Linked DNA regions of Mus musculus: region 2 is linked to region 1. The links are chromatin loops, found by intact Hi-C in ENCODE. Cell type or tissue: heart. All regions are shown on one strand. Each heading gives the region's core, and the rest is flanking DNA. Links, peaks and the distances in the headings are about the cores only. Region 1 has its middle 65 kb from the start of Gm38824. Region 2 has its middle 20 kb from the start of Gm36144.

Evidence for each region. A loop is a pair of places that touch in the nucleus more often than their neighbours do. Peaks named below come from ENCODE experiments on the same cell type or tissue, not always from the same donor. Only the 100,000 strongest peaks of a DNase experiment are listed, where the experiment ranks them.
Region 2: a loop joins it to region 1, with 4 times the contacts of the local background. A loop is called at or near these places in 3 of 42 quality-filtered maps.

Annotation. Positions count from the first base shown.
Region 1 is chr6:66,377,045-66,384,907 of GRCm38, forward strand. No RefSeq gene overlaps it. Among named protein-coding and RNA genes, the nearest start is that of Gm38824, 65 kb to the left of the region's middle. In heart, for the core only: a CTCF peak has its summit at 4,793; no DNase peak of the experiment used is centred there.
Region 2 is chr6:65,647,518-65,655,380 of GRCm38, forward strand. No RefSeq gene overlaps it. Among named protein-coding and RNA genes, the nearest start is that of Gm36144, 20 kb to the right of the region's middle. In heart, for the core only: a CTCF peak has its summit at 4,054 (motif pointing right); no DNase peak of the experiment used is centred there.

The DNA of each region.
Region 1 (7,863 bases), core at 1,694-6,693:
TCAGAGAACAACTTGCAAGAGAAGTCTGTTCACTCCTTCCACCATGCAGGTCCTGAGGATTGAACTCAGGTCATCAGGCTTGGCGCTAGCACCTTTACCCACTGAACTCTTTCCTTCCCAAGCTCTCATTTCTTCCTAACTTAGATAATGCTAGCTCTAAGGTTGTAGTATTTTCTTGTTTTGTTGAGTTCTTTAAGGCCATTATCATTGAGAGATAGCAAACCTTCAATTTGTTGAGGGTCTTTTCAGCATGAATTTAAATGATCTCATGACTTCTACCTTACGTATACACTTTATGCTCTGTATCACACGTCCTGCTCTCCTTATTTCAGTTCCCTTGAGGTCAGGAGTTTGGAGTTGTGACTTTTTGAAAGAGTAGTATTATCTTGCTGTTTCATGTTTCTTGTCTTGTGTGTGCATGTGTTCCAGACACCTCTTCTGCCTTTCTTTGGGAATCTTTCTTTGAGAAACCTGCCCTTGAAGGTTCCATCCTCAGTACCACTCATGAAGAGTTAATAGCTGGTTTTGGAAAAGGTCTCCACTCTACCACACCAACAGGACACAACATAGCTGAAACCTGTTGGAATTTGCTGTGTTTCCTGTCTCTTTCCCTAGGTTTATAGGTGTCCTTCTACTTCCTTCAAAGACTTATGAAGTTTTCCGTCTCCTTCTGCCTTTGGAATATACTCTTGTTTTATTTTGTTTGTTTTCTTTTTCTTTCTTTCTTTTTTTTTTTTTTTACTGAAGTAATTTTCTCCTTTTTTATCTTAACAATTTTTATTAGATATTTTCTTTATTTACATTTCAAATGTTATCCCCTTTCCTACTTTTCCCTCTGAAAATCCCCTATCCTTTCCCCCTAGGCCTCTCCCCCTGCTCATCAACCCACCCACTCCTGCTTCCTGGCTCAAGCATTCCCCTATACTGGAGCAGAGAACCTTCACAGGACTAAGGGCCTCTCTCCCACTGATGACCAACTAGGCCATCCTCTGCTACATATGCAGCTAGAGCCATGAGTCCCATCATGTGTTTTCTTTGGTTGGTGGTTTATTCCCAGGGAGCTCTGGGGGTACTGGTCAGTTGATATTGTTGTTTCTCCTAGGGGGCTGCAAACCTCTTTAGCTCTTTGGGTCTTTTCTCTAGCTTCTTCATTGGGTACCCTGTGCTCTGTCCAATAGATGGCTGTGAGCATCCACTTCTGTATTTGTCAGGCACTGGCAGAGCCTCTCAGGAGACAGCTAGATCAGGCTACTGACAGCAAGCTCTTATTGGCATCCACAATAGTGTCTGGTTTTGGTGGTTGTTTATGGAATGGATCCCCAAGTGGGGCAGTCTCTGGATGGTCATTCCTCCAGTCTCTGCTCCACATTTTGTCTCTGTAATTCCTTCCATGGATATTTTGTTCTCTCTTCTAAGAAGGATCAAAGTACCCACACTTTGGTCTTCCTTCTTCTTGAGTTTCATGTGTTTTGTAAATTGTATCCTGGGTATTCTGAGCTTCTGGGTCAATATCCACTCATCAGTGAGTACATATCATGGGTGTTCTTTTGTAATTGGGTTGCCTCACTTAGGATGATATCCTCCAGAACCATCCATTTGTCTAAGAATTTCATAAATTCATTGTTTTTAATAGCTGCATAGTACCCCATTGTGTAAATGTACCACATCTTCTGAATCCATTCCTCTATTGAGGAACATCTGGGTTCTTTCCAGCTGCTGGCTATTATAATTAAGGCTGCTATGAACATAGTAGTACATATGTCCTTAATACATGTTGGAGCATCTTCTGGGTATATGCTCAGGAGTGGTATAGCTGGGTCCTCAGATAGTACTGTATCCAATTTTCTGAGGAACCACCAAACTGATTTCCAGAGTGTTTGCAGCAGCTCTTTCTCAGACTCCTCAGGCAGCTCTATCTTACCATCTTACCTGGAAGTCTTTCATAGCTTCCTTTACTAGAAAAAAATGTTCCTCTTTATCCCTTTATATACCAGTTTTCTGTATAATTTATCCTATTTATGATTTGGTATTAAATACACAATTACTAATAAAGTATCTATATATGTCATCACCTAACATAAGCACCACCAGATTAATCCTCACACTTGTAGTTAACAGATGTAGAGATGCATCGAAGACTGAGCAGACTGTTTCACAACGTGCCAGCCAGAGTAGAATTAATTCTCAACTGATGCTTGAGCATGAAAACCTGAGCAGCTGGGACCTAACCTTCCCTAACCTGCGCTCTCACTGTACCTCTCTGTCTCCTGAGCACAGATTTCTGAGGGAGAAAGGAAGAGTGAGGGAGGAACAAAAACAGAAACACCCAGAATAATTGAAAATATAGTAACAAATGAAATAAATAGTCTTGCCTACACAAAGTTTATAATATAAACTTGTGAGGAAACACAGAAAATTAAAAAGAGAAAGCCCTTCCCTGTAGCTGGGGGAGTGATAGACCAATATGCTCACATAGAAAAGAACTAGAAAAGAGCTTCACAATACCTCCTCAAGCTGAAGACACACATAGAGTTTAACTAGTCTTGCAATTATATACCATAAGACCACATTATTGTCCTATGAGAAAGTATGTGCAACAGTGTGCACAAAAGCATTAAAAATGCCACATTACCAACATGTCCATAAACAGTTACAATCATAAATTTGGGGATAGTTACATGATAGAAAATTATAGAGCAGTTATGAACCAACTACAGCTATAGAAAGAAATTGGGTGAGATCACAGATACCATGCTGAACTAAAGAAACCAGGCAAAAAGAAAAACTTTCTCTAGGAAATCTTTTAATCTTTCAAAACACGATAGTTTATCAATATCCATTGTGTAAGTGACTTTGGGGAAACAGTGATGGAAAGAGGGCATGACTGAATGCTAGCTTACAAGTGGCTCTACTCCCCAGCCACCTGGTTCTAAACCAGGGATGTATTTATTGGTTGAAATTTTTCAACATATTTCATCCATTTTTCTGAATGTCTAAGTATAGTAAAAATCTCCATATTTTTAAGGTGTTCACAGCTGGTTTTTTTTCTCAATTTTTGTTTGTTATACTTTCTTGAAGAAAAAAAAATAGCCATGCCATGTAAAATTTAAATTTAACAGATAAAATTCCTTGCAATTTTAGTGTTTAAATTTTGTCTGTGTTATAGTTTATCTTGTCAGCTCAATTGAACTGAGAAACACCCAGGAGATAAGTAAATCATACCGTTTGTGTATCTATGAGAGTTTCCAGATTTTGTTAACTAAGGCACGAAAACCCATCCCAAGTCTATAGACTGGGTCCTCAATGGGAAAAGGGAAAGGCCACTACCATGGACACTGTTTGCTTTGCAGATGCTGTGTGAACTTCCTGCTCTAGCACTCATTTTCTACCATGCTGATCATAACAGAAATCTATGAAACTGTGTTCAGCCATAAACTGTAAATGGGCTCAGCAGGATACAGTTATATGTACATGGTTTGTGTGTATGCATGTGTGCAGTGTGTGTGTGTGTGTGTGTGTGTGTGTAAGTGTTTTAACAATAATCATTAAAGAAGAGCTTATGAGCTTGAGAGGGAGTGGGGGCATGGGAGGAGTTGAAGGGGAAGAGGGTGGAGTAGACATGACATAGACACAGTACTCATGAATTCATTAATAGAATTCTCCCCTGCCCTCCCAGAAAAAAATGTAAGACAAATAAATGAACCCTTTCTATTCTAGCATGGCACTCTGAAGTCTAACTATGTAGAACTGGCTGATCTCAAACTCATACAAATCAGCCAGCCTTTCCAGGAATTAGAAAAACCTAGAGCTCAGTGAACTAACATGAGAACAACAGCATCTGAAGATGTGGATTGTAATCCATACACAGTTTTGACATATATTAAATACTTAAAACATATAGGAGAAATATACAAGAGTATGATTATAATCTTAGAGTAAAGAATATTTTGCTAAATATAGAACAAAGACATTGGTAGACTAGACTATTAATTTTCAGAACATTTAAATGCAAAATGTTATTAGTGTGTATTCATTGTACATAGTGGTGGGCTTTCTTTGGAGCATCTTCGCACTCTTCTGCTCTCTCTCCCTTGTGTTATTCCCCAGACATTCTCACCTCTACTTCCATACCCTATCTACACATGTGATTTTAGATATACATCTAAAATCTAAATCCATATTAGAGAAAACGGTCTGTCTCTCTGAGTCTGTTTTGCTTATACAACAATCTCTATTTGCATTCATTTTCTTAAAAACAAGGAAATTTATTTTTTTCTTTGTGGCTGAATGAAGCTCCTTTGTGTATAATACATTTTCTTTATCTATTCATCTCTTGACAGACACCTAGGCTATTTCCATAATTTGGCTATTGTGAGTGGTGTGCCAATAAACAGAGATGATTAATTGACTAATTTACATTCCCACCAACAGTGTATATAAGCTTCCCCCCCTCCCATCTCCACTGATCTTACAGCATCCGTTGCTATGTGGGGTTTTTGTTGTTTTTTTTTTTTTTTTTTTTTTCTAAAGTAGCCATTCTGATTGGGGTGAAATGGAATTTCAGTGTTGTTCTTATTTGCATTTTGCTACTTGCTAAATACATTGAATGGCTTTCCATGTGTTTATTGGCCACTTGAGAACTGTCTAGCATTTCATTAGCCCATTTACTAAATGGGGTTGTTTGGTTTCTTGATATTTAGACTATTAAGCCTTTCTTTGTATATTCTGGATACTACTGCCTTGTTAGTTGGTTACAGTTTCTTTCCATTGTGTAGCCTTTCTGCACTCTGGTGGTGGTTTCCCTAGCTGTGCAGAGGCTTTGAAACATAATTCAGTCCTATTTGTCACATTGAGAATTGTTCCTTGTGCTGCTGTGGTCCCTTGTAGAAAGTCTTCACTGTGCCCTGATTTTTTTTTCTTCTCTACCAATCTAGAGTTTTACATCCGCACTCCTATTTTGATCCATTTTGAATTGACTTTTGTTTAGATTGGCATACAGTATCATTCTTCTACATATGAATGTGATTGGGCACTTGGTCCACATGCTGAAGCCCTCAGTTCAATCCCCAACTCTGAAGAATAAAATCAATTGTAAGGTTTAAAAGAACAATCATGCGGTTAAGGAATTTAGAACATTTGCTTATCAAGAACTTGTGGATATTTATGTTTCAGTAAAGATGGTAGAAAGGAAAGTCATAGCTGGGAGAAAATACTTTAAAAGATATGTCATTGTCACCTGAAAATATTAATATTCAAGAGTATATATACACTAAAATATAGAGGATCCAACAAGAAAATGAAAACATTAAATCTAGGAGCTGACAAGCCTCAAATACAAACAGCCAAAAAGCTCATGAAGAGTTCATTAGTAACTGAACTCTAACCAAAGTCCCCTGAAGTATCTAACCTATCAGCTCTACAGGAAGCATGTCTAACAGCCCAAGAGCTGGTAAAGATATAGAGAATTCAGAACCCACAAATACTCACAAGTGACAGAAATGATCAACACAAATGGTTTCCCATTCACACCATGGAACAGGAGACTTGGACCAGTCTATGCACAGCATCTGCGGGACTATCTTTTAAATTAACAGTGGAACAAAAAGAAAATGCAGGCAAAGTTCTGTTCTTGTAAAGTCAGAGAAGAGTGAAAACTGTAGTTTTTAAAATGTAACTGTACAGGATGATTTATAACCCAAAATTTATGACTCTAAAGGCTATTAAATGGGTGTGGGAGTCTCAAAGGAGACTGCAGAGGTATCTATTTCCTGGCAGTGTGTGAGGAGTCTATGAAGCAAGAGTTTTATGAGAGCAGCCAAATGTGCTTTCTCTTTCCATTGCTTTTCTTGAGGCCAGCAGAACTGAAGAGAGTAGCTTGCTCCTCAAACAGGACAGTTAACTGAAGTAATGCTTGCCTTATACGCTGTGAAACTGGGCAGAGTTGGGCAGTTGTGCTTCATCCTAGAGCTGACTTTACAGAAACACAGAGATACTGATGAACTAGGGGAGTCAGGACACACATTAAAATTATTGCTTCTGAGTTCAAGATAATCACATTTAAACATGAACTCTGACTTCGGCCAACATTAGAGAGGTAAAAGCCCAGAAAAGAACGGTAGAAGTGTTGATTTGTCTAAATGAGCAGGCTCTGCTACAGAAGACTGTCCTGGTTTGTTTTGTTCACAAGGTGGAGGTTTGAAAACTACAGCAAACATAGAAGTAATTGAGAGTATGTGAACTCAATGGCCTCTACCAATTGTCTCCAATTAGAGACCAGAGTCGGATGAATCAAACATTTGTTATATTTGAAGTGTAGGCAGAAGCCATTATAATCCAGTGTACATTTGCCAGTTTTCTGATTTGAGGACCTCCATTATCCAGTTGTCCTGCTAAAATGTTTGCATTTCGTATGTGAAAAATATGTATTTGCATATCTGTAACAGTCATAATTGGCACTATATCTTGCTCCCAACTGCATATGATGGCATGTGTTCGACAAGTGAGCAAACCCTTCAGTTATAAACAACATTCACAATGACTTTGACTTCAGCCCGAGTCTACGCTTTGTGCATGTTACTTGCCCAGACCTTTCTGCACATGTGATTTAAGCCAGTCACCAACAAGGGTGAAAAATCACATTTTGAAGGCCAAACACATTGCTTTATTTTTTAACTATTTACTTGCCATACCTCAGAATTACGTCCAAATAAAACATACATTTTCAAGAAAAATGGTCATGCAGAAACATATTTTACTGAGGTAATAGGCAGAAACACACAGAGTACTGATGGGTTCCTCCTCAGTCACCCCACTGACTGTGACAAACCAGCTCCTTGATGTTTAGGAAACAATACAGTGAATAAGGGAGAGTTACTGGCATTTTCCAGAAGACTGGCTTTAAGAAAAAGCTAGCATCTACAGAAGATCTTCTCTTCCCTTCGGTTATTCTCCCATATACAGGGAATGAGCATTATGTTAAAATGTTTCCAATCTGGTGTACAGTTGCTATCTGTCTCTCTGTCTGCTTTCTGTATTCAAGAAAACATAAAAAGGAAACTTTATGTCTTGTGTAATCTAAAATTGAGCCACACAAACGAAATTTCAGAATTACTGTCAGGCCCTTGAGACTATGCATGTATAGCATGTGAATATCTCTACTGTTTCATATTAAAGATGTTTCTTAGATTAGTTCCTGTCTGGGTGTGGTGGCTCACATCTGTAATCCCAGCCCTCAGAGGGCTAAGAAAAGTGGTCACTCCAAGCCTGAGCCAGTCTGGTATACCCCATAACTATCTTTAAGAACAAAAACAGGATGTTTTCTTTAAGGCATCATTTATTTATTTAGCGTTATTTATCATGAAACAAAACTTGAAAAAAAGGAAAAGTTTGACGTTGGAGAGATGGCTCAGCTCTTAACACCTTTTGCTGCCCTTGAGGAGGCCCCAGGGGGATTGGATCCCAATTTTATAACTCCAGCTCCAGGAGGTCCAATATCCTCTTCTGTTCTGTGGGCATTGAACATGCACTAGACAAGCCTTTAGTGCACATGTGTACATGCAGAAAAAACCCACTTCTTCACATAACATAAAAACAAGTAAAATCTGAAAAATGAGTTCTCCTTACTATATGAATAGGCCCTTAATATTGATAATTATAGTTTTTAATATTTAATTAAATGTAATCATTTAATAATATATTAGGTAATAAAATATAGTTGTATGAATTAATAATATTTTTAAAATCCAATATTTTAAACAAATTTATTTAGAAAATAAATTTAAATGACTGCTTCATGTTTGACTATAAGATATATTTTCACTTACACCTCCTAAATCAAACATGCTACTAATATTTTTATGTTCT
Region 2 (7,863 bases), core at 1,573-6,572, 730 kb before region 1:
CCATGCATTTGTCCAAAATATTAGAAGTGGATGCTCTTGGCCAGATTTATAATAAGATGACACAACCCAAAGGACAGGCAGTTTTACATAGACAGTGTCACCTACCTACACCTCTGGATGGATACTATACAGAAAGGTAGGTGGCCCCTCCTTAGGGAGGTTTAACTTGTGTCTGGCTGAGTATGAGGTGGGCTGACCTGAAAGCCCAATTCTCATGCCACAGCCCATCCCAGTGCCTTTTCTCACGCCAGGCTCTCTTGCAAGCGGATCTACCGTGCTTTCTGCTGTATCCAAAGCTATGTTGCTTCAATCACCATTCTTGGTCCAACTGTACTGTGAGCTAGAGACACATTAATACAAAAGCTCTGAAACTCTGCTATTGACCTGACTCAGGAAGTAGCAGTCTGTAACCACATCCTGCAGAGGACTGTGCTGGCTGCAAGAGGTGCTTCGGGTATATGACATGTCCTCAGTAAATATCCATGACTGAATAAATAAGTGAATTCCTCCTTCAAAGAAACCCTGCTTGATTATGCTTTTCCTTTGAACAGTCCCTTCACTTCATGTTCGTCTTCAACCCTTAACTCTGTTCACAGGGTTCTGGACTACTGCGTGATGAGATTTAACCACTGTGTATCATCTTTAGCTTGTCTTGCTCTTTCGGTGTCATTCACATGGAAGGAAGCAAAGAAGGAAGATTCAGAAACAAACAAAAAGGCAAAGGAGAGCCCCCTGCTTGTCAGCTCAAAAGTCCAGGCTAAGAAAGTATCTGTGATTCTTTTCCTGAAATAGGTGCTGCTCCGTATTCCTTGATCACAAGTAAACCAGCATAGTACGGCACAAAAGAAGAGATAAAAACTGATGATCATCTCAGCACACACAGAAAATGCCAGGCAGGTTCAACATCCAAAAGATCACAGGAAATATTGCTTTCACTGGGGTGGCTGAAGCCATGCCCGGTCCAAAGTGAGGCTTCTAAAAAGTGAGGGTTCTACAAAGTGAGGGCTCTAGGAAGCAAGGTTCCCACAAGGCTTGCTTCTGTTCATGGCATACCAGAAGTAATGGACCAGAAAAAGAAATAAGTCTCTTGAATTGGAAGGAGAAAAGAAATATCCTTGTTTATGTAAAAAAAAAAAAACCCTAAACCCTCATCATCAACAACAAAACAGTATAAAAATAAAAAATAAATGAAATAAAGTGGCCAAGTACAAAATTGGGAGTATGAAAACCAGGGTATTTCTGTGTATGAACCATGAGCCATTCAAAAGAAAGCTTAGGAGAAGAATCCTATTCATAACAGTAAAACAAGCAAGACAGACAGACAGCAAGCAGGCCATCAAGCAAGCCATCAAGCCATCAAGCAAGCCATCAAGCAAGCAAGCAAGCAAGCAAGCAAGCAAGCAAAAACCAATAAATATGGGGAGGCAAGAAGGCTCAGCAGAGTTTCTTACTAAGAAAGAAGGAAAAAGAAACCAACTCTACACCCAAATTCTTGTCTGATCTCTACTTGTTTGCCACAACAGAAGACCTGGCCTATAATAATAAAAAATTAAGATTAAATCAAGTCCCAGCTGGGTGTCCTAGTTAGAGTTACTATTGTTGTGATGCAATTCCATGACACAAACCAAGTGAGAAAGGAAAGGATGTATCTGGCTTTTGCTTACACATCACTGTTTATCACTGAAGGAAGTCGGAGCAGGAACTCAAACAGGGCAAGAGCCTCGAAGCAGGAGCTGATGCAGAGGTCATGACGGAGTGCTGCTTACTTACTGACCTTTTCCTCATGGCTGGCTCAGCCTGCTTTCATACAGAGCCCAGTACCACTAGCCCAGGGATGGTACCACACACAATGGGCCAAGCTCCATCAATCACTAATTAAGAAAATGTTCAGCAGCTGGATCTAATAAAGGACTTTTCTTAATTGAGGTTTCCTCCTTTGAGATGTTGCTAGCTTGTGTCAACTTGATATAATACTATCCAGTACATTGGACATGCTGGCTCATACCTACAATTAATTCCAGCATTTGGGAGCTGAGGCAGGAGGCCTGTGAGTTCCAGGTTCGCCAAAGGTACACAGTGAGACCTTGTCTCAAAACAACTTCTGTTCTTCAGAATAGTTCAGTAAAAATTTCCAATAAATGAGACAATGGGGGGGAGGGGGAGCTGGTATTAGGGGCAGGATAAGCTTCATGGTAAAATACTTCACTAGTCTGTGTGAGGCCCTGGCATTTGATCCCCAGTACCCTCTTTGGTCTGTAAAAGAGCAATTTCTATCCATCAGCATTAGTAGTAAGTAGTATTTCTCAAACCACTTACTTAAACCACTAGCTTTTCCTATGAACCAACTTGTTTTCTTCACTCCATTGTCACATCTGGATTTTGTTCTTTGCCTCATTCTACTGGTTCCTGGGGATTTTATTTTATTTGCTTACATGGATCCCACGTCACCTTCCAATTTACTAATCTGTAGCATTTCGTTTTCAAAGTCCTCTTCTACCAGAATCACTCAATGAGCTGTTTTCAGGATTCAGGAGTATTCATGGCAGTTTCCTTGCAGCTCATATGTGGAAAGGTACTGACTAGTGACAAAGACATTCATCTAGCTACATCTTGTCCATCTCGGTGACAGGACCAGGCTTAACTCTTTTTTTTTTTTAGATTTATTTATTTATTATATGTAAGTACACTGTCTTCAAACACTCCAGAAGAAGGCATCAAATCTCATTACGGATGGTTGTGAGCCACCATGTGGTTGCTGGGATTTGAACTCAGGACTGTTCAGAAGAGCAGTCAGTGCTCTTAACCGCTGAGCCATCTCTCCAGCCCCCAGCCTTAACTCTTGAAGCTTACAGAAAAGACATTCAAGGACCATATCACTTTTTAGGAATGTAAGCTTGCATTTGTTGTTGTTGTTAGCCTGAAAATATAGGAATCCTTAAGAGAAACAGTAGCTCATAAGCCTAAACCCAGGCTAGAATTGGTCTCAAGATATAAAAACAGATGCAGTAACTTTCCCCTTAAACTGGGGTGTCCCTTCTGGTCAGGTTGTAGGCTATGGCTTGAGTTGTCTTTGTCCAGCAATGTAGTCAAGAAACATCATTTGTCTTTCAGATCTTGCCATGAGAACTCAGGCTGTAGATTTTAATATTTGTCTGGTATAGTCATTTTGGTTTTGAAACAAAATAGAAGTAAATAATAATCTAACCATTTGATCTTTCAGAATAGAATTAATTCTGTGTCTGCTTCATAGAACCATTCATAAAGAGTTTAGGTTTTAAGTACACCGACAGTGGAATAAAACAGGGGAAAAGACCTGTCACTGCAGGGTTCTATCTCCCAGCATTCTAGTTACACTACGGGGTTTTAGTCTACTTTTAGAATGGTTAGAGACAGACAACATTCAACAGAACCAATATAAATCTTTAACTGGGCTAGTAGTTTGGAATCATTGGCATGGTTGGTGTTTTATTTAAACGTTTGAACAGTGATCATCTGAGGTGAAGTGCTTTTTTTTTTCTTCTCCTCCTCCTCCTCCTTCTCCTCCTCCTCTTCCTCCCCCCCTCCCCCCATCCTCCTCCTCCTCCTTCTCCTCCTCCTCCTCCTCCTTCTCCTCCTCCTCCTCCTCCTCCTCCTTCTTCTTCTTCTTCTCCATAGTTCACTTTGGACCAGGTTAAGTTTCAGGATAAAGAGGCTTACTTGACCACTCTGCTAAAGCACACTTTAGTGTCCACACAGTAATAATAAACACTGTCCAAGTGAGTCATGAAAAAGTAATCTTGTCATGAAGTTTTTAAACAAGACACATTTTAAACAAGTTGGTTTGTTTCTGGCCACAGTCCCACTGGGCCTTTTGTGTGGCTTTGGCTCGTTTTAGTCACAAATTAGACAGACCTATACTAAGTATCAGCTTATTCCTAAATATCTGAATTTTTTGTTTTTCTGTTAATAACTTTGACTTCTACCTTGTTAATAATATATCTATTATTATTTTCCTTTAATATTGATCCCATCAAAGAGAAAACTAACATTTGGATTCAAAGGTTTGTTTCTAAGTCAAATGTCCACTAGGTGGAACTATTGTCTCAAACGAATGAGACTAGAAAACCTATTTCCAACTTTCCCTGTTGTTAGGGCATAAAATCTAAAGGGTGATTTCCTTCTCTTTCCCTGGTATTTTTTTTTTTTTAATATAAGCAACATTAGCACTTTGAATGCATGCCATCTGACAGCTGATATTCAGAACTGCACCGCCGTGAAGACTTCAACTAAGATGGTCCAATGCTCAGTCCTCCTGGGCACTATTCTCTTTCTTAGGCTTAATAATAACAAGTAAAAATATTTTGCTTAAAAATTTGCCTTAAAACTAGAATTTTGGAAGACTTCCTTAATAAACCAGTAATTAAAACCTCACAGACATGTAAATATATAAAAATACAAAGTACCAACCAAAAAGTTGAGGAAGCCCTCAAAACTGGAAACATGCCCACAAAGAGCAAGTTCTAGTGTCTGTCCCACATGTCTGTCAAATTTGCACAAACTACCCCTGTGCATTAATTCACACACTCTTACCCAGCACACACAAGTTTACTTAAACCACTTACTTTACTTAATGCAAATAGCACATAGCAAAGTTGGAGAGCACATTTTGTTCTTATTTGAAGTTTCTGTCCTAAATATGAAAATCTCTCCTTACTAAAATTTAACATGCTTTGCAGTAAATTAAATTGAAATACTTACAATTTTTAACATTTTATTAGATATTTTCTTTATTTATATCTCAAATGTTATCCCCTTTCCTAGTTTCCCCTCCAAAACCCCCTATCCTATCTCCCCTCCTCCTGCTCACCAACACACCCATTCCCACTTCCCTGTCCTGGCATTCCCCTACATTGGGACTTCGAGCCTTCATAGGACCAAGGGCCTCTGATCCCATTGAATTTTTAACATTTTTAAAAGCTCTTATATTTGAAGAAAATATTAATTTTTAAAGTTTTGAGATATAGTCTCCTTTACATTTACAGTCAAAATAATTTACCCAATAATTTAAGAATCTTAAAAACTAACAGAAATTCTCTAGTTTCCCTTTAAATCACTTTTCGAAATGGAATTTTGAACATCAGATTTTGATTTGTTTTATATACAAAAACCAAAGTAGTGGACACTCAGTAAATTTCTCTATCCAATCTGTTTTTTTTTTTTCCACTCTGTGGTTTTGAAAGCCTATAAATTCATGTTCTAGGTTGGATGTTGGTCTCCCAAGAACACGTTGCTGTAAATGCAGACAGCAGGCCCTGGGTGAGAGTCCCCAGCACCAAGAACATGAAGCATGTAGCCCTCTGCCACAGCAGACAGAGTACAACACTCACTTTCTCACCCATCCAGCTACTTCACCATTTATTGACCATTTCTATACAATTATTTATAGCTTTAGAAAAACACTCAACATTTCTATGTCTTTATTTTTAGTATGCTACCATATCTTTCTAAATTCTCAAAATTCTAACTTTCAAATATGGGGAAGAAAATCTCGGACTTTTTATTGTATTTTAAAACAAATCCAAGCCCCTAGGTCTGAGACTCATGGCTTTCTTCTATACAGCTCCAACTTATATTCTGAGATGTACTACATATATAATGCTGCACTGAAATACCTACTCATCATACCCAAAATACTTTTTTTTTTGATATTTTCTTTTCACTGATATTTTTCTTCTACTACAAAATATCTTCCAGCTTTTTCACATATTTAAGATAAATCTTCCCTAATCTTTCCTCTTTTTGGTTTCCCTTTTTAATCTCTCTCTCTCTTTTTCTCTTTCTGTCTGCTTGTTAGTCTTTCTCCTTTTGTTTCTTTGTCTTGTCTATTTATCATATCTATCTATCTATCTATCTATCTATCTATCTATCTATCTATCTTTTTTCTTTCTTTCTCTCTCTCTCTCTCTTTATCTTCCCATCCGTCCATTTATCACATCACCCCACATCACATCGTATCTGTCTGTCCATCCATCCATCTATCCACCCATATATCATAGCATATTATATCATATCATATCACATCACATCACATCACACCATGTATCATCTATCATCTTTCTATTCATTCATGCATCCATCTATTTATCATAGATCTGAATATCTGAGATAAGGTCTTGAATCACAGAATACCAAATTCTTGGTATGTACCATGTAGCCAATACTGGCCTGAAATCTTCATCCTACTAAATGCTGGCCTTTCAGTGACACATCACCTTAATTGGCTAGATCTCACCTTCTTGATAAGGGTCAAGTCAATTTCTAATCAGGAACAAATGGTCTAGTCTTTATCTTTTGACTGCTTTGAGTTATCTTTCAGGTCACTTATTGGTTCTACTCAGTTGGTTCATTTTCAACTTGACACAAACTAGAGTCACCTAGGAAGAGGGAAACTCAGTTGAAGAATGACTTCCATCAGATTGGACTCTGAGCTATCTCTGGGAATTTTTAAAATTAAACATAGCATGACGGCCAGCCAACTGGAGGTGGTGTTGGGCTATATAAAGAAGCATAATGAGCAATCCATGAGGAGAAGGCCAATTAACAGCACTTTTCATGCTTCTGCATCAGTTCCTGTCTCCAGGTTCCTTCCTGTAGTCCTACCCTGACTTCTTTGATGGTGGACTGTGACATGATGGATATGTAACCACATGACTCCTTTTCTTCCCAAGTTGCTTTTGGTCATGGTGTCAATCACAACAACAGAAAAAAAAATGGAGTAACATTTGCAAATGTTTTGTTTTCTGATAATCCATTTTCCACACTGAAGGAAACAAGAGCTTGATAAATACTAATCTAATTATTCCTTTTTTGAACAGATGAATTACTCTCATGATTTGAAGGACCAAGTCCAAATACCTTCAGATGGTTCTTAAGAGTGAGCATACTATGACCACTACCCATTACCTTCAGCCATTTTCAGCTCAATATTCCTGTGCCTTTAGCTTGACTTTCCTCAACTTACAATGGACTTTGGCACCCTTGGGTCTTTACATATATTCTCACAACCACCTTCAATCTCACTCCTTAATGCCAAGCATGACTAAGTTCCCATTCACCACACTTCTGAGCCTGCACATCTTCCACAGCTACTAGTATTGCATCTTTGTCCAAAATCTATCCTGTATCCTTCCAGAAGCATCCCACACTTTATGGACAGTATTTAACTGGTTTTACCCATTTCCTCCCCTGTGTGCTAATAAATTACTTTGCAGAGACTATTTCATGTTCAGCAATTATCAAACTGTTCTGTACCCAGCAAAAAATAGCATATGTTTAAAAAGTCTGTGGGGATATAATATTAATATATATACATAGGCACATGTATATCATATGTAATAAATATTTTAAGTAATCAAATTTATTAGCTTTTTGGAGAAAAGGAATTCCATGGTTGTTTAGATGGTTTTATACTGTGTTGTTGTAAACCAATTATGATATTGTATAAGCAAGTCAGTAATAAGTCACATGTGTAGACTAATTTTATCACATTTTGTTTTTGCGAGTACACAGACGGTATATTTATACTGGTTGTCATATCTTGACATTTAGGTCATCCTCATGTAACCAACAGTGATTTCTAGAAGTGATAGAGTAGATGCATTGTCCCAGAGAAGATCTGTGCATTAGCGCATGTGCATTAACCTATAACGCTTACACTAAGAACGTTATTTCTCATTGGTTATACGGAACTCCTGGAAAAGTCACTTTACTCCCTTCTGAACTACCCTCATTGTTCACAAGTTGAAGTTGTCATTGTGGTTCAGCTTAGAGATATACATCAAATGGAACATGTTTTAACTATCCTAAATAAATAACCACATAATA